2 separate regions of the Mus musculus genome follow, and region 1 is linked to region 2. Evidence: chromatin loops called from intact Hi-C (ENCODE). Cell type or tissue: heart. All regions are shown on one strand. Each heading gives the region's core, and the rest is flanking DNA. Links, peaks and the distances in the headings are about the cores only. Region 1 holds the start of Rhbdl3 (rhomboid like 3). Region 2 overlaps Rhbdl3 (rhomboid like 3).

Region 1 (11,699 bases), core at 2,158-10,157, 49 kb after region 2:
TTCAGCCACAGATACACCATGACCACCCCCACACCGCCAGCCAGTTTGCAGGGAAACTACAAATGAGGCAAGGGATTGAGTCAGGGCTAGAGAAGACCCACAGGCTCACAAAACAGCAGAAGAGAAAGCAGAAAGTTCCTCTGGGCTCAGAGTGGTTTTGGGGGACCTAGGAAGTAGTTCACTCAGTAGGTAAAGGCACTTGCTGCCACTCCCGAGAGCTGAGTTCAGTCCATAGGACCCACAGAACAGAAAAGCAATTCCTACACGATGTCCTCTGACCTCCACCAGTATAGCGTGGTATGTGTGTGCCATCCACAGATAAATAAATATATAAATCTATAAGTTTTAAATTCAACTTTTAAAAATAAAGTGGCTTTGGGGGCTGGAGAGATGAGTCAGCGGTTGAAAGTGCTCGCCGTTCTTCTAGAGGACCCAAGTTCAAGTCTCAGTACCCACACGGCATCGTACAAGCATCTCTCTGTAACACCAGTAGAAAATGGAAGAGTGGATTAAGAGGCCTGGAAAGAGACAGAAACTGCCTCAGATCAGAACTCTAGAGGGAATCATGACAGAAAAGATTAAAGGATTTAGCAATAAACAGTACCGTATTTTTGCCATGAATTTGCATCATAACAATACCTAGTTCTTACAGTTATTACTATTACTGACATATTGTTTGTTTGCAACACAAGGGATTGACCTCAAGGTTTCACACAGGTCATGTCACACTTGGCCTCTAACTATACCCCTAGACCTATGCTAACTAGATTACATTTATCCTTTGTGAGAGGGCATGCGCACACAGTGCACACGTGGCGTCAGAGGACAGTGTTGGCAGTCACTTCACTCCTTTTTACAACATGGGTCCTAAGATTTGAACTCAGGACCTTAGTCTTGAACACCAGTGCCTTTTCCAGCTGAGCCATCTCACTGGCCCGATAACTTAAAAACCTATTTAAATATTTAGGAAAAAACATCAAGATCGGCCTCTAAAATAAAAAGACAATTCCCTTACAGGGAAGTCCAAGTAGAAAATGAACCAGGACGTGCGGAACACAAGCTAACAGCCTGCCAGCTTCCTCCCTGTGGTGATTTTTGTGTGAGGCAGGAGTGGCAGAATGAATCTGCTATATCACTGTGAGCACACCAGACAAAAGCCAGGACAGTGGGGACAGAGAAGCTTCCAAAAGACCAGGGTCACCTGATCTCCTCACCACCAATCCCAGAAGACATCTGGTCATTTACTTGAAGGGTAGCCACTAACTGCCAAGGCTAACATGGTGACTTCTCACCCTTGGGGGTCAGTTAGCTTCACACTGGTCAAGGCTTCCCTGTATATTAAAGAACGGCAGGGCATGAAGAGCAGAGCTAATTCCACCTCCAACACCCTGGAGACAGAGGACCACTGGTGTCCCCCTGACCCAGGAATGGGAAAGAAGGCACGCCCTGCCCCGGTGGCTCCAGGTTCCAATGCCTCTGTAACTATCCTAGCAGGCACGAAGCTCTTCTAAAAAGAACTCTGTACCCTTCCCTTTGAATATCTACCGAAACAATCGTTCCTGTGCTGGCTGGTCTGATGTCAACTTGACACAAGCTAGAGTCATCAGAGAGGAGGGAGCCTCAATTGAGAAAATGCCTCCATAAGACTGGGCTGTGGGCAAGCCTATAGGGGACTTTCTTAATTCATGATTGACGGGGGAGGGCCCAGCCCATTGCAGGTGGGGCCACCTATGGGCATGTGGTCCTGGGTTCTATAAGAAAGCAGGCTGAGCAAGCTAGAGAGAGCAAGCCTGCACCCCTCCACGGCCTCTACATCAGCTCCTGCCTCCAGGTTTCCACCTGTCCTGACTTCCTACAATGATGAACAGCGATATGGATGTGCAAGCCAAATAAACCCTTTCCTCCCCAAGTTATGTTGGGTCATGGTGTTTCATCACAGCAATAGTAACTCTAACTAGGTCAGTTTTCCCCAGGAGTCTCACTGGGAGAAGGAAAAGGCTGAAGCCCGGTGCCAGCGAGATAGGGAACTTACTAAATAGTGGTTTGAATGAAAATGACCCTATAGGCTCATAGATTTGAATGCTTGGTCACCAGGGAGTGGCACTATTAGGAGATGTGACCTTACTGGAGGAAGTGTGTAACTGGGGGATGGGCTTTAGGGTTTCAAATGCTCAAGCCAGGCCTAGCGTCTCTCTTCCTCCTGCCTGTGGATCCACATCTGGAACTCTCAGCTACCGCTCCAGCATCAAGTCTGCCAGCATGTGGCACATGCTTCTCACATGACAACTAATGGACAGACCCTCTGAAACTGTGAGCCAGCCCCAGTTAAATGCTTTCCTTCATAAGAGTTGCTGTGGCCATGGTGTCTCTTCACAGCAATAGAACAGTGAGGAAGACAGTTCTCACAGCTAGTCAGAACACTTGTTGGGGAGACTACAGTGGGACAAAGATGGTGCAGAAGCAGGGGCCACACACATCTCAACCACGATGGCTTAGCTGTGAGTAGTTCTTGTGCTGTTAACTCTGAAACCCAAATGCCATGTCTGCACAGAAGATGGACTCTGGGGGGGTCACTAGATCTCTTTACTGCTCTTCCCACGGTGGCCACATTGAATAAATCCCCTTCTCTGCTTTTGTATTGTGTCTGCTTAATTGACCTAAAGAGGATGCATGGTCAAGTCTAGCTTGCTAGGGTTGTCATGGTCCAGGCTCTGACCCTAGCATCTCCACTGACAGCCCTTGGAAGATGAATTCATGGATCACACGGGCTGTGACAGGCGTCACATCTCACTAACTTACTATCTAGTTTAGCCTATCAGGGTTGTCCACCTGATAAGCCTACCTGCCATTTCCAGCCAAGCTTCCTTTCCCATGATTCACCAGCTGTTAAGAGAACTGGCTGCTCTTATAGAGGACCTGGGTCCAACTCCCAGCACCCACACAGCAGCTCAAATTGTCTGTAACTCCAGTTCCAGGGGATCCAATACCCTCTTCTGGACTCTATGGGCACTGCACACAGACATGCATGCAAAGCAACCATGTGTATTAAAATAAAATAAATCTTAAGTAAAGAAACAAATCAGACAGAACTTACTTTAAGAGGAAAAAAAAATGGCCCAGAGTGCGACCTGGTGGCTGCTTTCCTAGAACTCATTTTGCCTGTCGGAGTGATTGATGGGTTTCTCTTTTATTTTTTTATTTATTTCTATTTCTTCAATGCTGAGAACTTAGCCCAGGGCCTTGTGCGCACTTGCTCGGCGAGCGCTCTCCCACTGAGCTGCATTCCCCAGCCTGGGATGATCTCTGTGTGGGCCTCTCCATGGAATGCCCAAGACTCGCCTCCAGTTGGATGTTGCGGCTGGCGGCTGGCACACACCCTCTGCTTGGAGCTGCCCTTCAGCCGCTTGTGCCTCCCACTGGAAGTCCTCCTCCATTCACCCAAATGGCTTGTTTTTAAAGATGTAATCACACACACACACACACACACACACACACACACACGAACACACAGAGAAACCGGCGAAGGAAATGTGAAGGCAGGCACCAAGGAAGGGAAACACAAACACGGCACACGCTGTTCTAGCTTCTTATTCTAAATCTGGCAGGAGGTGCGAAGGGCTGGCAGCCTGGTAACAAGAGTAACGGTGGCAGACCATGGGTCCCTCCTGCTTCGAGGTGTCAGCCCGGCAGCTGGGATTCCTAAGCACCAGACGGAGAGTAGGTGGCCCTCAGGATGGGAGCCAGGCATCAAGGATGACATCCCCTAAGATCCTCACCCAGGCTCTTTCCCCATGAGCCCACATGTTCAGTCCCATGGGGCAAGCGCGTTTGGCCGGGTCCCCACATTAAACTTGTGTGTAACCAAAGCTGCTGTTTTTTTGCCAACCCCCAACTCAACCTTTTCTTCTCCCCTCAAGTTTAGAATCTCATTTGGGAATGTGGTTCCCCTCAGCTAACTGGGTCTATTAATATCTTCCTATTTTCCTATAACTGTATCTCCTTTCCAACCTCATTGTCACCTTCAAAGGGACACTTGTTAAAGGTTTGATCCCTAACTTGGAGCTATTGGGAAGTGGGAGAAATGTGAGTTTGGGTCTGATAAGAAGCCTCTAGGTGACTGTGGATGTCTGGAAGGGGGCCATGGGGTTCCAGTCTCTTCCCTCTCTTTGCCCCATAGTCATGAGGCTAACGGCTTTCACTGCTTTGGTTTGCTTCCTTGCTGGGGGAGGGGCATCCAATGATAGGTTAGAATATCTAAAACCATCTGGGCAGTGGCGAGTGCCTTTAATCCCAGCACTGGGGAAATAGAGGTAGGTAGATCTGAGTTTGAGGCCAGCCTGGTCTACAAAGTGAGTTCCAGGACAGCCAGGGCTACACAGAGAAACCCTGTCTCCTGTCTCGAACCCTGCTCCCCTAAGAATATCCAAAACCACAAGCCAAAAGAGATCTCTTCTTTCTATATACTGACTGGAAAGCTGGTCATAGGAGCTGCTTGACTTATCCCACATCACCTCTCCCACTATTACAGCATCTAAGTATCTCCTGGGTCCTACAACAACCTTGCTTTAAAGGATGGGAGGGGGCTGGAGAGATGGTTTACTGATTAAAAGAAATGTTTGCTCTTCTAGAGGATCCAGGTTCTGTTTCCAGTACCCCCAGGGCAGCTCACAACCACCAGTAACTCCAGTCTCAGGGATCTGATGCCCTCTTCTGGCCTCTGAAGGCACTGCGATAATATTGTGCACAGACAATCAAAACACCCATACACATTAAAACACAAGCAAGTCAGGCAGTGGTGGCATACGCCTTTAATCCCAGCACTTGGGAGGCAGAGGCAGGTGGATTTCTGCGTTCAAGGCCAGCCTGGTCTACAGAGTGAGTGCCAGGACAGCCAGGGCTACACAGAGAAACCCTGTCTCGGAAAACCAAAGGGGGGGGGGGAACCAACAACACACACACACACACACACACACACACACACACACACACACACACAAGCAAAAGCTCTTGAAAATGTTCCCACCTAAAACAAAGGTCTTGATCAAGATGCCTTTTCAACTGTGGACCCCCCCCCACCCCCATTCACTATTCCAGGCAAGCCTCAGAGGCAAGGATAGCCAAGGATGGCCTCGAGTTCCTGACTGTCCTGCTTAATTTAGCTCCCAAATGCAGGCACTGCAGATGTGTGCCAGCATGCCTGGCTTAAACATCTCTTAAAGTTGCACAACTTCATGTCACAGCTACTCTGGCTTGTGACTTAAGTGTTCAGAATCCACCAACACTGGCACCTTCCTGTCACTTCTCCTGGACTATATTCAAGCATGGAGAGGCAATCTAGCAGAACCCAAGTACCAAGCTGAAAAGAACCCAACACTTGGCATTTCTAACCTCACCAACTCCTCACCCCTCTCCTCCAGGCGCTGCAAATGACCACATCCTACTTTTCATTTGTAACTGCCCAGCACTGGCCCATCCCCACTGCAGAACGAGACACAAGATCAGCCTTCGGAAGAGCCCATTTTGTGAGTAGATCCTCCTCCCCAAGGAAGACAGAGATTTCATGTTACTGGGGCAAAGCATTTTTTATAATAGGAGCAGAAAAGGAGCCAAATGATTCTTTTATGCCCCTTCCCCCACCTCCCCCCAGCCTCCCACTGCAATCCTCTCCTCTTGCATAGCGAAAACTTTAATACAAGTTGTCCAATCTCTGGGTGGCGTAAGCCCAGCCATGGTGCAAGAAGAATTTGTAGGGATGAACGATTTCTCTCTAGGGAGCCTACTGCTGTCTCCGGATACCCAGAGCACCGTGTGGCTCCGCCCTAGATGTATTAAGCCACGCCTCCATAGCACGTCACCATCTCCGGAGCACTGAGCTAGGAAAGCCCACGCAGTCAAGCAGGAAGACTGAGACCGGTTTCAGGCAGGGCTGGGAAGAAGAAAGGTATTTAACTGCTCACATACCTTTTCAAACAGGACTTTCCAGTGCTGGTAGAGAGGGAGGCCATGCGGGAGAGGAAGAAGAGAAAGAAAGGCACTTATCACCAAGGTTTCTGTAGACCCCTGAGGTTTCTGACATCACCTCCCAGCTGTTGCCCAGCAGTCAGAATCAGGTTCAGGGGCCCCCCAGATGAAACCTGAAAAGTCCCCGTGTGAGCGAAGGCAGAACTCGCACAGTACGGTGTGGGAATGGGGTGTTTTTTTTTGGGGGGGGGGAACACAGTCAGATGCTGGAATGAGAACAAGGACGATTCCCAACCGTGTCTCCGGGTTTCTGATAACTTCTGCTACGGAAAGGTCACGTCCACATCTACTCCCGGAGTACACCTTCAGACCTTGTCTGTTGGAGGACTCTGCTCAGGAGACTCGCCCCTGCTTGAGCACTCTGTGTGTGTGTGTGTGTGTGTGTGTGTGTGTGTGTGTTCCCCAATATGCTTCCAAGACTGAGTGCAAGTACTGAATACAGAAGACTCTCTCAGGAGTTAGGGCCAGGACAAAGTGACAGGTTTAGTTACGCAAACCCGAGAGATGTTAGACTCCCGGCCCATTCAGATTTGCTGGCTGTGGTTTCGTAGGCTGGGGTTTCTGGTTTAATTTTACTCTGAAGGAGGGACAGGTCCGAGGCAGGGTGCCGAGAGGGAGTAGTTTCATCAACTCAAGCACCCGGGGCTTTCCAGATCCTGCCTCGCCTCCCAGGACAGCAGACAAGAGATCTAAGCGGCAGATGGCAGGAAAGCCCTCTGGAGTAACCCCTCCCTACCCTGCCCCAGGGGACCGTTCCTGGCACCGAGGTGGTCAGGGACTCCTGAGCCCCCTGCTGGGAGCATTTCGACCCAGCTAGCTCTGGCTGGGTTCAGGGACTGAGATCAGTTTGAATTTCAATCAGTGTCGCGACCGGACTGACGCCGGCGGGAGCTAATCTGGCAGCCGAGAAGGGGTCTCCAGAGCGGTCTGCGCTGATCAGAGACTGGGCATCTGCGGCGCCGGTTCCTTCCCCGGGCTTGCAGAGTCCGCAGGTCGCTGAGGGGAGGGGAGGGGAAGTCACTACAGTGACGCGGCCGCCTCTGCAGGAAAACGCCGTGTCCCGGGCACTGCACCAGCCGCGGGGAGGGGGCTCGGCAGCCGACAGGTTCCCGGCGCAGTGGCCCGGGCTGTGTCCCGCAGTGAAGCCGCGGGAACCCGAGCGGGGTGGGGAGCGCGCGCTTGCATTTGGGGGAGACCTATCTCTCCTACCCTCGGGGACCCCCGACTCATCCCGGACGCTCCGGTGACATAACCTTGAAGCCTCTAAGTTGTCTGCGGGGTAGGGAGCTGAGGCAGTGGCGTCTCCCCGCGTGGCGCCCCCCAGAAAGTTTGAGGGACACAGGAGGGGGCACTCACGTCTTCTGGCGCGGCGGGCAGTCGCTCCTCGGCCTCGGGCTCCAGCTCCTCGATGCGCTCAGCCTCCGCGCAGGCGGCCACTGCGGGGCCGGGGCTGGGGTGCTCGCCCATGGCCCAGACTGCGGCGCTCGTCCCGGGGCGCCGGGCTAACTTTGCGCCGCCGCGGCCGTGCTGCTCCAGGAGCTAGCTGCGCCCCTCGCCGCCTCCGCGCTCGCTCCCATGGTTCTGCTCTCCCCACCGCCCTCACTGCGGCCCCCGCGACCCGGGGCGCTGGGCCCCTAGCCGCCAAACTTCTTGGCCTCTGTCGCGGGCCCGAGGCAGGGCGCCCTTGGGCCAGCCGGGCCCTACCGCTCCCCGCGCTCCTTCCCGCTCCGCGCGGCCCCCGCTCTGCGCGCGAGCCTCCTCCTCCCCACGGACTCCTCCGGGGTGGCGCGCGGCGGGGGCGGGGCTGCTCGCGGGGCCCCCGCCCCCCCAGGCCGCCCGCGGGGAGGGAGGGAGGGAAAGAGGGAGGGCTGGCTGCCGGGAGGCGAGCGACAAGCCGCCGCTCCTCCCGCCCGGAGATGGGGACTGCGTTGCCCTCAGCCTGCTCAGCTCAGCACCGGGTTAACCATCACTTGGAAGCAGCAGATTGTGTGACGGAGGCAGAAGCGAGGTTCTCACGAAGTTGGCCATGTCAGGGTTAAATAGGACTGAATTGAGAGTGAGATGTGAAAATTGGATTCCACCAGCCACCCTTAAGACCTCTCTCTGTTCGCTGTGGTCTTGGATTCTGGGAGGTCTGGGAAAGCCTAGAGATGAGAGAAAGGTCAGGTGGTTTGGGACCCTAAATCCTAACCTTTGCCCTACCTCTCCATCTAGAGCTGTATGCTATCTTCAGGTTTCTCGACCATGTTAAATCCAGGAAAGTAGTGCCCTGCCAGACAGGAGCGGAGGGGTGGAGTGCCGGGGAGGGATTGCGGGGTGGGGGGAGAGCTGGCCGGGGGTGGGGGTGGGGGTGGTGGGGAACAAAAACAAAAAACTAAAACTAAAAACCAGGAATGAAGTTAGCAAAGTACTAAAGGATGTTTAAAGAAGAAAAATGGGAGACAGAGTACCTGTGGGAAAAGCGATCTTCCCACCTAACTATAATTTGTGCCAGTGCCCGGGCTGGGGTAGATGCTCCTCAAGGGAGGCTCAGGGGCTCAGTCCTGGTTCAGCCGCCCCTCCCCCTCCCACACTCCCCACACCCACACACACCCCCACCCCCGCTCCTCCGGCAGCCTACATACAGAACCAAAGCCCTTCAACCTCTCCGCATCATCATTACCCCTCTCGACGTCCAAAGGATTATTATTATTATCAGAAGTTGCAATTAACACCTTCATTTTCATAACGCAAATGTAACCACATCGTGCAAACCCAGGATCCAACCTGTGACCATCTCGCCCAGCACTGACTACTCCTCTTAAACCCAGAAGGAAATCAGTTCCATCCTAATTAGGTGAGTTTGCAACAGACACCAATTTTCATCTCGGTTTCAGAAAGTGTGATCATTCCAACTATTTTTGTTTCTTGCCACCCCTCCCCCATCTCTACTCTACTAACAAGTCAAGATCCTGCCAAGATTTCCTTGTAAATAAAACTGTCTGCATGGGGGTGTGATTTTTTTGAAAACTGCCTTCAGGGGACAGAAGAGAGGCTGAATTCTTTCTGATAAAAAAGCCTATTAGGATAAGCAACTGCTGGGGCCCTGAGGGCCAGGGACCCTGTCTCTACCTCCCCTGCTACCGTTGGCTGGACATAACATGAGCAGTGCTGGCTCTGTTACATTCAGACCTTTGGGAAAGAGCTGGTTCTGAAAGCCTGGTTACAGGGGGATTGGAAAGAGACAGGTGCGTGGAAGAGAAGGCCACTCTGCAGAGATGTCCAGCATCCACTGACACACCCCCCTCCCCCCCAGCTAGTCCTCACAAGCTTTCTCTTCTCTAGCCCAGGGACAGCTCTTAGCAACAGATCCAACTCAGTCACCCCCTCATGGGGAAGTTACCTTCCCATTGCTGAACATTTGTTGAGCTCTTATTAAACACTAGGGGAGATCTCTGAGGGTACATGGATGAGCGAAAGACAAGCCCTGTCCTCTATAAGTGGTTTATCTTGGTGTGTGTGTGGAGGTGGGGTGGGGCACACAGCCATGTTCAACAAATCTTGGGTTCCACAGAAACTCAGGAGTCCTACAGCCTGAAAGGAAGAGGAGGGGCCCTGGTGGATCCAGGAGGTCTTCCCAAAGGAAGCACTTCCATAGCCCTGTAGCAGGAGACACAGCAATTCAGGCAGAGGGGACAGCGTGCAGAGTGGAAGGGGAACTGCAAGGGATTTGGCATGGTTGGAAATCAAACTACACCAGCATCAATAGAAGAGTCCAGCCTGAGGGGAGGCGTGAGAGAGAGGGCTGCTAGTTTCCTGAGAATGGAGTTTGGATTCCATCCTAAGGGCAGCAGGAGACACAGAAGAACACTGATACTGTTACAGAAGACAGTAACACTTGAAAAGATCCCTCCTAGACTGATGCAGCAGCAGGAGCCTTTAGACCCAGCCACTTGGGAGGCTGAAACAGGGGGATTATTTGAATCCTTATGATGTCCTGTATTAGAGGCCAGGGCAATACAACCCCCATATTCCCTCTCTTTCCTCTTCCTTTTCTCTCTTCACTTTTTTTTTAAAGATTTATTTATTTATTATATGTAAGTACACTGTAGCTGTCTTCAGACACACCAGAAGAGGGCGTCTTGTTACAGATGGTTGTGAGCCACCATGTGGTTGCTGGGATTTGAACTCTGGACCTTCGGAAGAGAAGAGCAGTCGGGTGGGGTGCTCTTACTCACTGAGCCATCTCACCAGCCCCCCTCTCTTCACTTTTATTTTGAGAGTATGTCAAATTAAGTTGCTAAGGTTGGCCTTGAACTTGTGAGTCTTCCTATCTCATTCTCCCAAGGAGTTGGGATAATAGATTTGCCCACCAGGCCTGGATGTAAGACTTCATCTCTGGGTTGGTGAGATGGCTCAGCAGTTAAGAGCCTGACTCACTGGCTGTTCTTCCAGAGGGCCTGAGTTCAGTTCCCAGCAACCATCTATAGGGAGATCTGATGCCCCCTTCAAGCAGGCGGATGTATAAGCAGCAGAGCACTCACATTAAATAAATTTTGAAAAAATCTTAAAAAAAAGACTTCATCTCATTCATATCTAAATAAAAAAGGTCTGGAGAGAGATGGTTCTGCAACACTGGCTGCGCTCCCAGGGGACTAAGATTTGACTCCTAGTCAAATCTGCAACTCCAGTCTCAGATGATCTCACACCCTCTTCTGGCCTCCATGGGCTCTGCACACACATGATACACAGACACACATGCAGGCAAAACATCCACACACATACGATAATAAATAAATAAGTCCTTCTGACTGAGGTCCAGAGGTCGCATGAGTATCAGCAGTTAGAACAAAAGGAAGAAGGACCTCAGAGAGCTGTTTCCTGCCCTAGGCACAGGCGCTCAACATCATCACTGTTCTCCCAAACCTACTGGGAAAGGATCCTGGGCTCTCCCTAGGAGTCAGCCCTTCAGGAAGTGACCACTTAGACTTGGCAACCATTAAGAGCATCAGTAGCACCCAATCTCTGCATTCCGGAGTCTACCCTCTGTCCCGTATCCTCAGGAATGCCCAGCTTCACCAGACAACCTGATTCATCTCTTAACCCCCGGGGAATCTGCAGCTACGGAGCATGTCCCCCAGCACATGGGACCTGTAGCCTGCAGCCAAACCTAGAACCTTCAAGAGATAATGATCTGGTGGTGGTGGCCCAAGCCTTTAATCCCAGCCTTCTGGAGGCAGAGGCAGGCATATCTCTGTGAATCCAAAGCTAGCCTGGTCTACAGAGTAAGTTCTAGGTCAGCCAGGGCTACACGGAGAAATTCTCTCAAAAAACAAGACCAAAAAAGATCTGACTATTTGGTAGCTTTAGTAGCTTTAGTCTCATTCCAACACAAGGCACCCAGAGCACTCAAACATTCTGATAAAGACAGAAAGAATGGTCACTTTCAGTCATGCCAGAGGTCCTGGGAGCATACTGTACATAAGTCGAGATCATGCATGAGTCTAGTCTCATTGACCTTTATTATCTTTGTGTGTGTGTGCACACACATGTGTGTGCATGCATATGTCTCCATGTGTATGTGTGTGGTATATGTATATGTGTGTGTATATGTGTATGCATGTATGTGTATATATTTATGTGTACATATGTGTGTATGGTGTGTGTATATATATATACATAATATATATGTGTGTATA
Region 2 (11,699 bases), core at 1,690-9,689:
ATATATATATATATATATATGTATATATATATATATGATTAATATATGAACATATCTACATGTATTAATCATGTATAAAAGTATAATAAATAGAACTGGAGAGATGGCTCAGCAGTTAAGAGCACTGACTCCTCTTCCAGAGGTCCTGAATTCAATTCCCAGCAACCACATGGTGGCTTCCAACCATCTATAAAAGGGATCTGAAGCCCTCTTCTGGTGTGTCTGAAGACAGCTACAGTGCACTCATATAAATAAAATAAATCTTAAAAATGTATGGTATATATAATACATAATATATATTTTACATAATAAATAATATTATGTATAGTATATTAAGATATATACACATACCATATATACATGCACACATATATATACACACATGTATGTATATATGTGTATGTGTATATATATATATATATATATATATATATATACATATATATATATATATATATATTCCTGAGTAGATGTGTTGTTGACAAAGACAAGGCCATGTCAAAGACCCCAGTGTGTCATCCCCACAGGAGCAGCAATGCCTTCCCTGGAAGAGACTTGGAGAGATGGGAAAGGTTTCCTCTGGTCTGTGTGTGAATATAGATAGTGTGCAGAGAATGTCTACCGTAATTTTGCCCCTCCACATGTTTATGGCCTGAAGACTGCGTCCCTACAGAGACTGTGTCTACGAGGTTAGCTACACTTGCCTTCCTGTTCATCTGGATACCACAACCTGAGTTGCCTGTCCAACAGTATATATAAACACTTTGAGCTCGTGGGGCAGGGCTGGGGCTTCTCCATCCACATCCACTCAATCCCAGATTTTCCATTCTTGAATCCACGTATTTGTCATTTCTTCATTCTGTGGCCAACTGTCCATCCCTAGAGCGACTTGGAGGGAGGTACTTAGAACTAGATGAATGGAAGGGAAAAATAGGCCTGAGGGGACAGGGGGCTGAGACTCCTCTCTATCTGCTGGCACCCACCTCGAAAACTGTCCGGGAAGCGACCTATGTGGGTGTTTTCTTTTTTTCTTTTCTTTCTTTTTTTTTTTTTTTTAAGATTTATTTATTTATTATATGTAAGTACATTGTAGCTGTCTTCAGACACACTAGAAGAGGACATCAGATCACATTACAGATGGTTGTGAGGCACCATGTGGTTGCTGGGATTTGAACTCAGGAAGAGCAGTCGGTTCTCTTAACCGCTGAGCCATCTCTCCAGCCCAGTGGGTGTGTTTTCATGGAAAGAACCTTCAGTGTTCACCAACCACTCTGAGAAGGTTAAGGAAGACAGTGCCAACCACCAGTGCCAGAGCCACCCACCCACCACTGCCCGTTTTCACTCTCCCCACCCACCATGAACCAGACACAGGCAAAGCAGGTAGCATGGCAGCCCTTGAGGTCACTCCCTGAATAACCAACAGCTTAAAAAAATCTTTAATGGAATCTGTGCTCAAATAATATGTTACAACAAAAATATACAGAATGTACACAATACAAAAATATCTAGAAACCAACGTCGCGGCTAGTGTTTTGATTTTCACTTAGTCCTGGGAGGGCAGCTCACTGACGGGCACTGTTTTTAAGGCAGAGGAGAGTCAACGATTTGCAGCCAGCCCTGGGAAGCACACAGCACTGGGTAAACCTCATTATCTGCAAACTGAATTGGACACTAGAGGAAGATCTGGGTTCGGTGAGCGATGCCTCCACTAATGCTCTAGGCAAGAATGGTTCACATGGAAATGCAGAATTTAAAGAGCCCGGTTAGGGAGCTTCTCCTAATTAAAAAAAAAAAAATCAAGTGATGAATGGTATCATTAAAGAGAAATTCCTCTTTTTTTGAAAGCCCGTTTTCCCTTGTCTGGTTTCCATGAGTCTTCTCCCCTTTAAATGCAAGCTAGTCTACATAGCTGCTGTTTGGGGATTCCCCAGCCTTTGAGGCCAACCTACAGCCTCCAGCATGAGGAGTGACTCCCAGCCCTGATGGGTGGCCACATTGGAGAGAGGAAGGGCTGAGGGACTCAGGAGAATGGAGATGAGCTGGGAGGTATTGCTGGGATGGTGAGAGGACCAGGAGCAGTTCTCATCCTCCTGCCTCCCTCCAATCTCAGACCTGTGGTTCCTTATCCCAGGGGCTGAAAGTCCCTATAAAGGTCACCTGCCTCACAGCCTCCACTTAGGGTCCCCAGAAGCGTCTCGTGCCAGCCTGAGTAGACTGTCTCAGAGGAGCAGAGGCACTGGGCTCTGAGTCTACAGTTACCTTGCCAAACACCTGATGTGGCATCCCAGGCTGCTGGGGTATGGACAGCACAAGGCCACGCCCCCCAATCTCACTTCCCTGTAAGAGTACTTCCAAGTCCCTGTAGATGGAGCCATCTAACCCTCAGCTGCTCTCACTGGGGACATTCCCTCACCCAAGCTTCCCCAATTCTTCTCAGAGGCTACGTTTTCCACCAAAATATATTTTACTACAGCTTCTTGTCCCACTAATTCACATGGAGAGATGGCCACAGTATCACTGTCCTGGGCTTTCTTTCATCCCAAAGACTTCCTTCTACAGGCGGCAGTACAGACACAAAAGCTACCCCCAAGAGAACCAGAAGAATACAGCTGAGAGTTTTCTCTCAAATGTCTGGTAGTGCTTTGGTCTTCCCTCTAGCTCGACAGTTTTTCCACCAGTCAGTGGTGCTCAGCAGGTGTTTGGGAGGGCAAGATGGGAAAGGGGGTGCATGATGCTAAAGGCAAGGCCACTGAGCGAGCACTGGAGAGCACACTGCTGCTACCCATTCCAGAAATCCCCTGTAGATATCCTCTTGTGTACATTGTCTCCCACTTCTTCCCTCTGCAGCTTCTGACTTGCCTGACATTGCACACACACACACACACACACACACACACACACACACACACACAAAACCCTGTCTCCACACCCAAAGAGAGAGGCACAAAGTAGGGTCAGGGCAGTAGAAAGGAAAGAAGAGACCCCACAGTCCAGATAGGGCATGGATGCAGAGCGATGGTCTGGAATGCTGACTCGTGACTACAGGCAGGAAGAAGAAACCGTCCTGGAACTCTCTTGGGGGAACCTGGGATGAAGAAAGTCATTACCTCAGCACAGGGCCCTCCCCTAGGGCAAGAAAAAGGCCTGGAGCTTATAGCATCTCCCTGCCCAGCCCTAGGAGCAATGCCATAGCACCACTGACAGGACTGGAGCCTGGCTTGCTCTGGGCTCCCCCGGATCAAAGCCATCACATCCATTGCCAGAGCACCAGACCTTGAGCTGCAAAGAGAATGTGGCCTAGCCTACAGTCACCTCTGGGCCGTGGCAAGCCTGGCTGTGGCTATCCTCAGAACTTCTCTGTGTCTCTCCAGGTGGAGACTAGGGAAGAGGGCTATTTGCTCACTCTGTGGCAGTGAGAGGGAATGCATGGGACAAGCCCAAGCCACAGGGACAGCCACTCTTACCCTGCCTCAGACCTTACCCATGACTCCATATCATCAGACCAGCCTAGAAAGATGACAGCAGCCACATCCATCTCCCCACCATCCTTTCAAAGCAACACGCACCCCCCAGCTCCAACAGTCTCCGGTTCTCCCTGCTTTCACTGAATTGGAGATGAGAAGCAGATGCAGGTACTTTCTCGGGATGCTTCTGTTTCCCCGCCCTGCCTTGGACCTCTGGTCCCTTAGGGGGCGGGTGGCAGCTTCAAGTCCAGCAGTGTGTAGGCAAAGATGTTCCAGAAGACAGCAAACAGCACGAAGATGGTGTACATGGTCACAAAGATCCACCACAGCGACTGGTCCTGCAGCCTCTGCTCGTAATTTCTGAGAACCACCACGCCCAGGGTGATGCCCACGGCCACGCCACCCAAGTGTGCCACAAAGCTTGGGTGGGGGCACGGGGGATAAGCCGATGGGTGGAAACGGAGCCATACAGCCCTTCCGAACTCCATACTCACTGCAAAGGGAGGAGACAGAGACACATCATAGCATGGTCCCGGCAGGGGCTGGGGAGAGATCCGGCACACAGGTTGGCCACCCAGCGTCCATTAACTCATTCACTGTCATGAGGCCAAGGGCAGCAATCAGGGAGACAAAACTATCTCAAGAGTCTATGGGGCTTGGCGATAAATCATCAATTAATTACACTCACAAGGCCATTTCATTGAGAGTTTCAGGAATGAGGCAAAAAAAAAACAATAGAAAAATCCAAGCTGGGCACAAGGCAGGGCATCCCCAAGAGGGCCTCTTGAGGAAATGTCAGACAGGGCGTCTCAAGAGAAGATGTTTGGCCTGTCACCTGAATGTTGAGAGGAGTTCTGCTAGGAGACCCTAAGAAAGGCACAGCTCTGTCCGAAGGCCCTGGTATCTCTGTGGTCATGCTACATTGCCGGGACATTTTTTTTTCATCTGTCCACTGGTATAATGGCTCAGCATTGGTGAGCCTGGCTGCACAGGTAGAACATGGCCAACAACTTCTGTGTGCGCCGAACATGACACTCTGTAGATTGTTTCCACGTGTTACTTAGAAACCTCCAGAAAATCCTGAGAGCCAGTACCTTTGTGCTCAGGAGAAAGGGATGGAGAGGGAATGAGGATAAAGAAGGAAGAGCGCTAAGTCTAGGCTCCACTTTCACTACGGACCAGTGCTTCCCTTTGTGAACTTCAGGGCTGGGCAATAGTGCCATCCTGTGTCCCAGTACTCAAGTCATGGTAAAAGGACAGACTGCCTGCCTGCCTGCCTGGCTTCCTTCCTTCCTTCCTTCCTTCCTTCCTTCCTTCCTTCCTTCCTTCCTCTTTCCAACATGGGGCCTTACTATGGAGTTCTAGATATCTTAAAACTCAATGTAGTCAAGGCTGTCCTTGAATTCACAGAGATCTGTCTCCCCGGTCCTGGGATTAAAGACATGGACCATAAAGTCAGGCTGAGAGTACATTTTTTTTTTTTTTTTTTTTTTTGCTTTTTAAGTTTTCATCACGTGTGCGTTGTGTGTATGCGTGTGTAGTGTGTGTGTGTGTGTATGTGTGTGTGTTGCTAAGGTCAGAATAGCACATCATAACTCCTGGAGCTGGAGCTGGAATTACAGGTCTGTGGGAGCTGCCCAGTGTGGATTCTGAAACCTGAACTTCGGTGCTCTGGGAGAACAGCCAGCACTCTTAACCACTGAGCCATCTCTTTGGTCCCTGAGAGAGAAGGTATTATCCTTATTTTACAGACTGGCAAACCAAGGCAAGTCTGGCAGATTAAAAGACAGCCCTTTGACGGCAATGTTGTACCACTTCTTGTACCAGAGTGCCTCTTTCCACCTTAAACCATAGATTGCTAGGTGTCTTCAGAAAGAGCTGCAATTCCAAGGACAGCCAGCAGAGGGGGGAAAAGGAGCAGTGGGGCCTGGCTCAGCCATGCCAACCTGGTGGCATTTTCCTGCTGAGCTTATTCCTGGAGCCAGTTAAGAAAAACAGTGTGAAAGATGATGGATTCCACCCCTCCATCACTGTGTCAGCTTTTATCATTGGAAAAAAAGGTGTATGTATGTATGTATGTATTTGGGTACTTTGCATGTCTGTATATCTGCACACCAGAGGACATCAGACAGACAGGTGTGGGCTTATATGTGGGTGCTGGGAATTGAACTTGGGACGTTCTGGAAGAGCAGTGAGTGCTCTTAACCACTGAGCCATCTCTCCAGCCCCAGAAAAAGTTGGTTTTTTATTTTGTTTTTTTTTGTTTTTGTTTTTTTGTTTTTGTTTTTTTTTGTTTTTTTTTGTTTTGTTTTGTTTTTTTTTTTTTTTGAGACAGGGTTTCCCTGTATAGCCCTGGCTGTCCTGGAACTCACTCTGTAGACCAGGCTGGCCTCGAACTCAGAAATCTGCCTGCCTCTGCCTCCCAAGTGCTGGGATTAAAGGCGTGTGCCACCACTGCCTGGCTCAGGAGGTGTGGCCTTATTGGAAGAAGTGTGTCACTGTGTAGGCGGGCTTTGAGGGCACCTAATGTTCAAACTCCACCCAAGGAAGAAGAGACCCTCCTTCTGCCTGCCTTCAGAAGATAGTTTCCTTCTGATCAAGATGTAGAGCTCTCAGCTCCTCCAACACTACACCTGCCTGGATGCTGCCATGCTTCCTGCCATAATGATAATGGACTAAACCTCTGAAAGTGTAAGCCAGCCCAAATTAAATGTTGGCCTTTATAAGAGTTGCCTTGGTCATGGTGTCTCTACACAGCAATGAAACCCTAAGACAGATGCCAGAAGAGGGTGTCATATACCCTGGAAATGGAGTTACAGATAGTTGTGAGCTGTTGTGTGCGTGCTTGGAACTGAACCCAGGTCCTCTGCAAGAATAGCAAATGCTCTTAACCCTTGAGCCATCTCTCTAGCCCCTCTACCCCACCCCCTTTTTGTTTTTAAAAATGGGGTCTCTAATTGAACCTGAATCTTGCAGCTCACTGTTTAGAATAAGCTGGCTGGCCAGCCCCTATGCTAGGATTACAGGCAAGTATACTTACTATGCTTGGCTTTTCTTACATGGGTGGTAGGGATTTGAACTCAGATCCACCTACTTTCAAAGCAAGTGCTCTTAACCACCACGCCATCTCTCTAACCCCTCAATCCATTTTTTGACATCATAATGCAGCTATGTCTCTCTGTCATATCCTTCAGCCTCTCTCCTGTGGTAAGCCTTCCGTGGCCTCTCAGTGTATGTATCAGGATGGAGGTTTCTGCCTTTGCCTTTAAGATCACCATCACCTAACTCCTATGATCTCGTTGGCTTTATTTCTTCTCACAAGTACACACAGTCCCAAGCCCCAGTTTTTCCTGCCATGATCATTTGCCTACTAAGGCCTATTCTTGTGTCACCTCTGCCAGGCATACTGTCACCCTCCCCACCTTTTTAGACAGAGTTGTAATTTTGGTTTCTTAAACAACAAACAAACAAACAAACAAAACAAGAAAGGCCGGAGAGATGGTTCAGTGGTTAAAAAGCACTGGCTGTTCTTCCAGAGGACCCAGGTTTAATTCCCAGCACCTACATGGCAGCTCACCTCTGTCTGTAACTCCTGTTCCAGGGATCTAATGCCTCACACAGACACACAAGCAGGCAGAACACCAATGCACATACAATAAAAATAAACTACATATAAAACACACAATACTGATATTAGAAAGTGTTTCTGTTTTATTCTCAGGTGTAGGAATGGGGGTTGCTTTGGACTGTTCACAGCAGCTGACTATAATTTGCCTCACGCTCTAGCAGAGGTGTGGTTTTGACCGCTGCAGATAGTTTCTGCGGTTGTATGGCATTTGGAATTCTGGGAATGTTTCCGAGGGTATATAAATGATATATTCCTGATATAGCCCTGAGAGGAGGGTTGGTTGTGGTTTGTTGTAGTCATGCTCAAAGAAGAAACAAGACAAAATTAGATTCAAATTCAGGGTTCTCTCTCTCTCACTCTCTCTCTCTCTCTCTCTCTCTCTCCATCCATCTTTTTCTCCTATCTAGAGATAGGATGCAAAAGTATCTTTCATTCACCTGTCATCTCCAAGGCTACCTCCATCTGCTAATCTGGAAACTTTAGCCTCCACACAATCTTATCTAGGCTTAGAGTGTTTTCAGCCTCTGAGATTTACTGTCAAATAAACTTTCTTTCTACTTCTTTCTGAACTCTGGCCAGTTCAACTCAGCTGTCCTGGCTCAAACTCCTCTCCAAGCTGATTAATTGCTCTCTCTCTCTCTTTCTCTCTCTCTCTCTCTCTCTCTCTCTCTCTCTCTCGAGACAGACTCTTTGCTCTGCTCTAGCAATCTGTTCCTTTTTATTATTATTTATTTTATGCAGTACACTGTAGATGTACAGATGGTTGTGAGCCATCATGTGGTTGCTGGGAATTGAACTCAGGACCTCTGCTAATCTCTGGCCCAAAGATTTATTTATTATTATATGTAAGTACACTGTAGCTGTCTTCAGACACCCCAGAAGAGGGTATCAGATCTCATTACAGATGGTTGTGAGCCACCATGTGGTTGCTGAGATTTGAACTCAGGACCTTCAGAAGAGCAGTCAGGGCTTTTAACCACTAAGCCATCTCTCCAGCCCTCTAGCAATCTGCTCTTTTTTATTTTTTTAGGATTTATTTATTTTAAATTTAATTATATGAGTTCACTGTAGCTGTCTTCAGACACACTAGAAGAAGGAGTCAGATCCCATTACAGATGGTTGTGAGCCACCATGTGGTTGCTGGGAATTGAACTCAGGACCTCTGGAAAAAAGCAGCCAGTGCTCTTAACCGCTGAGCCATCTCTCCAGCCCTCTAGCAATCTGCTCTTTTTTATTTCTTTTAGGATTTATTTATTTTAAATTTAATTATATGAGTTCACTGTAGCTGTCTTCAGACACACTGGAAGAAGGCGTCAGATCCCATTACAGATGGTTGTGAGCCACCATGTGGTTGCTGGGAATTGAACTCAGGACCTCTGGAAAAAGCAGCCAGTGCTCTTAACCGCTGAGCCATCTCTCCAGCCCCTAGCAACCTGTTCTAATCTTCTGGCACCTTTTCATTCTCTAGCTCATTATGTCTTCACCTGTGTCTAGCTTGTTTCTCTGCAACCTGTCTCAGAACAGCTGTCCCTGGTTAAACTGTCTCCTCTCTCTTTTTCTCAGTGATGCTCTCCCTTAAGTAGCCTCTCTTTCTTCTCTTCTCAGGGGAGTTGGGCAGATCCTCTTCTGTCAAATCTTTCTCTGATTCATCACTTTGTCTGATGCTCAATTAGACATCGCTTTTAAACATAGGTGCTTCCTTCTACAAACTAACTTTACCTTCATTGTTTGGGATTAAAGGAGTATGCTAAAGGCTGAGCCACACCACTAGAAACAGGTTTTTCTAGTAAATAACACAATCTCTGGGTTCACAGTATGATCAAATATTCTGCAATATTTGATTAAAATAATTTATTTTGTTTAAAAAAACAATAGGGGACAGGAGGAAACCAGGGAGCGTGGGAAAAAGAACCCACAAAGTAGTAAAGACCAGCTCTACAGAGCCTCACTATATATGACTGACCTGGAATTGGTTATGTGGACCACAGTAGCCTTGTATTTACAGAGTTCCACTTCCCTTAGCCTATCATGTGCTGGGATTAAAGGTGTGAACCACAAAGCTTACATATCCTCTTACACTTGGTCAGTTGCTGAATACAGCTAGTCTTTATGTTTAGGCTTCTCAGCCAGTACAAATGACCTGTCCTGACTAAGGTCCCAGCACAAGCTGCACATAGGTGTCACTACGGTCTGTGACTCTACTAAAATGGAAAGCATTTCTTTTTGTTTTGTTTTTGGCAGAAGTGGGGGGGGGGGGCTGGAGAGCAGCCTGAAGATAATATTTTAGTAGTCCAAGTTGGCCTCAAAACTCAATCCTCTTGGAGCTGGAGAGATAGCTTAGCCGTTACAAGTATGCTGCTCTTGATGTTGTTGTTGTTTGGTTTTTGGTTTGGTTTGGATTTGGAGAGAAGGTTTCTCTCTGTAGCCCTAGCTATTCTGGAACTAGCTCTGTAGATCTGTCTGTCTGTCTCTGCCTCCCAGGGACTGGGGTTAAAGGCATGTCTATAAAAAAAGTTTAAGAAGTGAGGCTGTGAGAGACGGCTCAGTGGTGAAGAGTATCTGTTGCTATTGCAGAGGACCCAGGTTCAATTCCCAGCACCTACATGACGGCTCCTAACTTTCTATTACTCCAGTTCTAGGGGATTTGATGTCCTATTCTGACCTCCTTGGGCACAAGACATAGATGTGGTTCACAGACATACAGACAGACAACACATACATATACATGAAATAAAAACCATTTTTTAAAATTTAGGAAGGGTCTGGGTGATGTGGTTCAGTTGGTAGAGTGCTTGCCCAGGACACACAAATCCTAGCTCCATAGAAAAACCAGTGCGGTGACAGAAGCCTAAATCCCAGCATGTGAGAAGTGAAGAAAGACGGATCAAAAGTTCAAGGCCATCCTTGGCTATTTAGTGAGTTCAAGGCCAACATGGACTACATAAGGCCCTCTCTCAAAAAACAAAACAAAAAAAGGTTAAGAAGTATCAAGCAATATGAAGAGAAAGGTTTTCTCAGAACGTCCCTGCTGTGGCCACATTACTGATAGGCCTCACTTTACTACCGGCTCTTGAAGGGTAAGGACAGAGCCTGTACACACACATCCCCCTCACCCCTCCACACAGTCCCCCTCACCCCTCCACACACATCCCCCTCACTCCTCCACACAGTCCCCCTCACCCCTCCACACACATCCCCCTCACTCCTCCACACACATCCCCCTCACCCCTCCACACAGTCCCCCTCACCCCTCCACACACATCCCCCTCACTCCTCCACACAGTCCCCCTCACCCCTCCACACACATCCCCCTCACTCCTCCACACACATCCCCCTCTCCCCTCCACACACATCCCCCTCACCCGTCCCTGAAGGCTCAGCCATACTCACTACAGATCAAGGCCACAGCCATCCGCAGCAGCTTGAACTGGCACTTCATGCCTGACCAGTTCTAGAGGAAAGGGAGAGAGTTCTGTCAGTTTGGGATCAGACCCCACCCCTTAGGTAAGAGACTTGAAAAGACTTGAAAAGAAGCCACTCCAGGAAGTGCTGAGTGAGGGCTAGGGCTTAGGGATAGACCATTCCAGCATGGCTTTAAGATTTCCGACAATGGTGAGATTATCCCAGGTCTACACAGCATGTAGATCCACCTCCGACAGTGAACTCCTTGAGATCTGGACTCTTTGCTGTGGCCCCTGGGAGACAAGAAATGTGGAACAGGACACCTAGCAGGGTCAACCTGGAACCATCAGGGTAAGAATCATGCCCGTGAAGAATGAGTGAGGACCACAGGAGCCTCCAACCCTCCAACCCAGGAGGGGTCACGTTCACTGTGGTCGAGTCTCAAGCTGAGCCACGACAATGTGCAAACACTGCTTGTGTTCCAGACAAGTCCATCTCTAACATGCACAAACCTAAGGGCCTGCTGTGTGGATCATGGGTTTCTTGTCACTGAGGTACCAAATGAGGCTTCAGCACCTGAGGCGTGAGCTCGAGCAGAGGAGTGGCCAGATGGCCTTCAAACAGGCCTCTCTCTCCCCAGAAAATCTCAAAAAACCCTAAGCCTCCAGAGCAAATAAACAGAATACAATTATTCACCTTACAAAAGGATTTTTCTTTGTACAAAAGACTCCTCCGTGGGGTTCTTCTGAGGGGCTCCTCTGCGGAGCACTCAAAGCACAATTCCACTTACACAGACGCATGCACACACAGTGGAGGTGAGCCTGGGCTCTGCCTGGCTAAAGAGGAAACTAGGCATAGCCAGGGACTTTGGTTCCCTCCCATCCATTCAGTCTGCCCCATTGGCTGTCCCAGGCCCTGCTCCAGGACATTGTAAACTTCACAGGGGCCCCAAGTAGTAGGGAAGTGGAAGAAGCAAGCCTTGGAAAAACTGCAGAGAAAATTTCCTTTTTCTTAATCAGAACTTGCTGGAAGTATTCTGTCTTAATGCTGTGAACAAGCCATAACTTCTAAGAGTTTCAGTTTCTTTTTTTAAAAAGATTTATTTATTTCATGTATGTGGGTACACTGTCACTGTCTTCAGACACACCAGAAGAGGGCATTGGATCCCATTACAGATGGTTGTGAGCCACTGTGTAGTTGCTGGG

What was found. Hi-C counts contacts between places; a loop is a spot of excess contacts. Peaks named below come from ENCODE experiments on the same cell type or tissue, not always from the same donor. Only the 100,000 strongest peaks of a DNase experiment are listed, where the experiment ranks them.
Region 1: a loop joins it to region 2, with 3 times the contacts of the local background. A loop is called at or near these places in 24 of 42 quality-filtered maps.

Annotation. Positions count from the first base shown.
Region 1 is chr11:80,296,950-80,308,648 of GRCm38, reverse strand. It overlaps Rhbdl3 (rhomboid like 3), which reads right to left and starts at 7,737. Exons shown (of 9, transcript NM_139228.3): 1 at 7,378-7,737; 2 at 5,962-5,985. The coding sequence starts at 7,488. In heart, for the core only: CTCF peaks have their summits at 4,703 (motif pointing left) and 6,820 (motif pointing left); DNase peaks (open chromatin) are centred at 5,838, 6,778 and 7,798; H3K4me3 peaks cover 2,722 bases; H3K27ac peaks cover 1,262 bases; H3K27me3 peaks cover 4,757 bases.
Region 2 is chr11:80,345,670-80,357,368 of GRCm38, reverse strand. It overlaps Rhbdl3 (rhomboid like 3), which reads right to left. Exons shown (of 9, transcript NM_139228.3): 8 at 10,483-10,543; 9 at 1,383-3,957. The coding sequence ends at 3,686. Among named protein-coding and RNA genes, the nearest start is that of 5730455P16Rik, 26 kb to the left of the region's middle. In heart, for the core only: CTCF peaks have their summits at 2,362 and 5,361 (motif pointing right); DNase peaks (open chromatin) are centred at 2,328 and 5,388; H3K27me3 peaks cover 858 bases.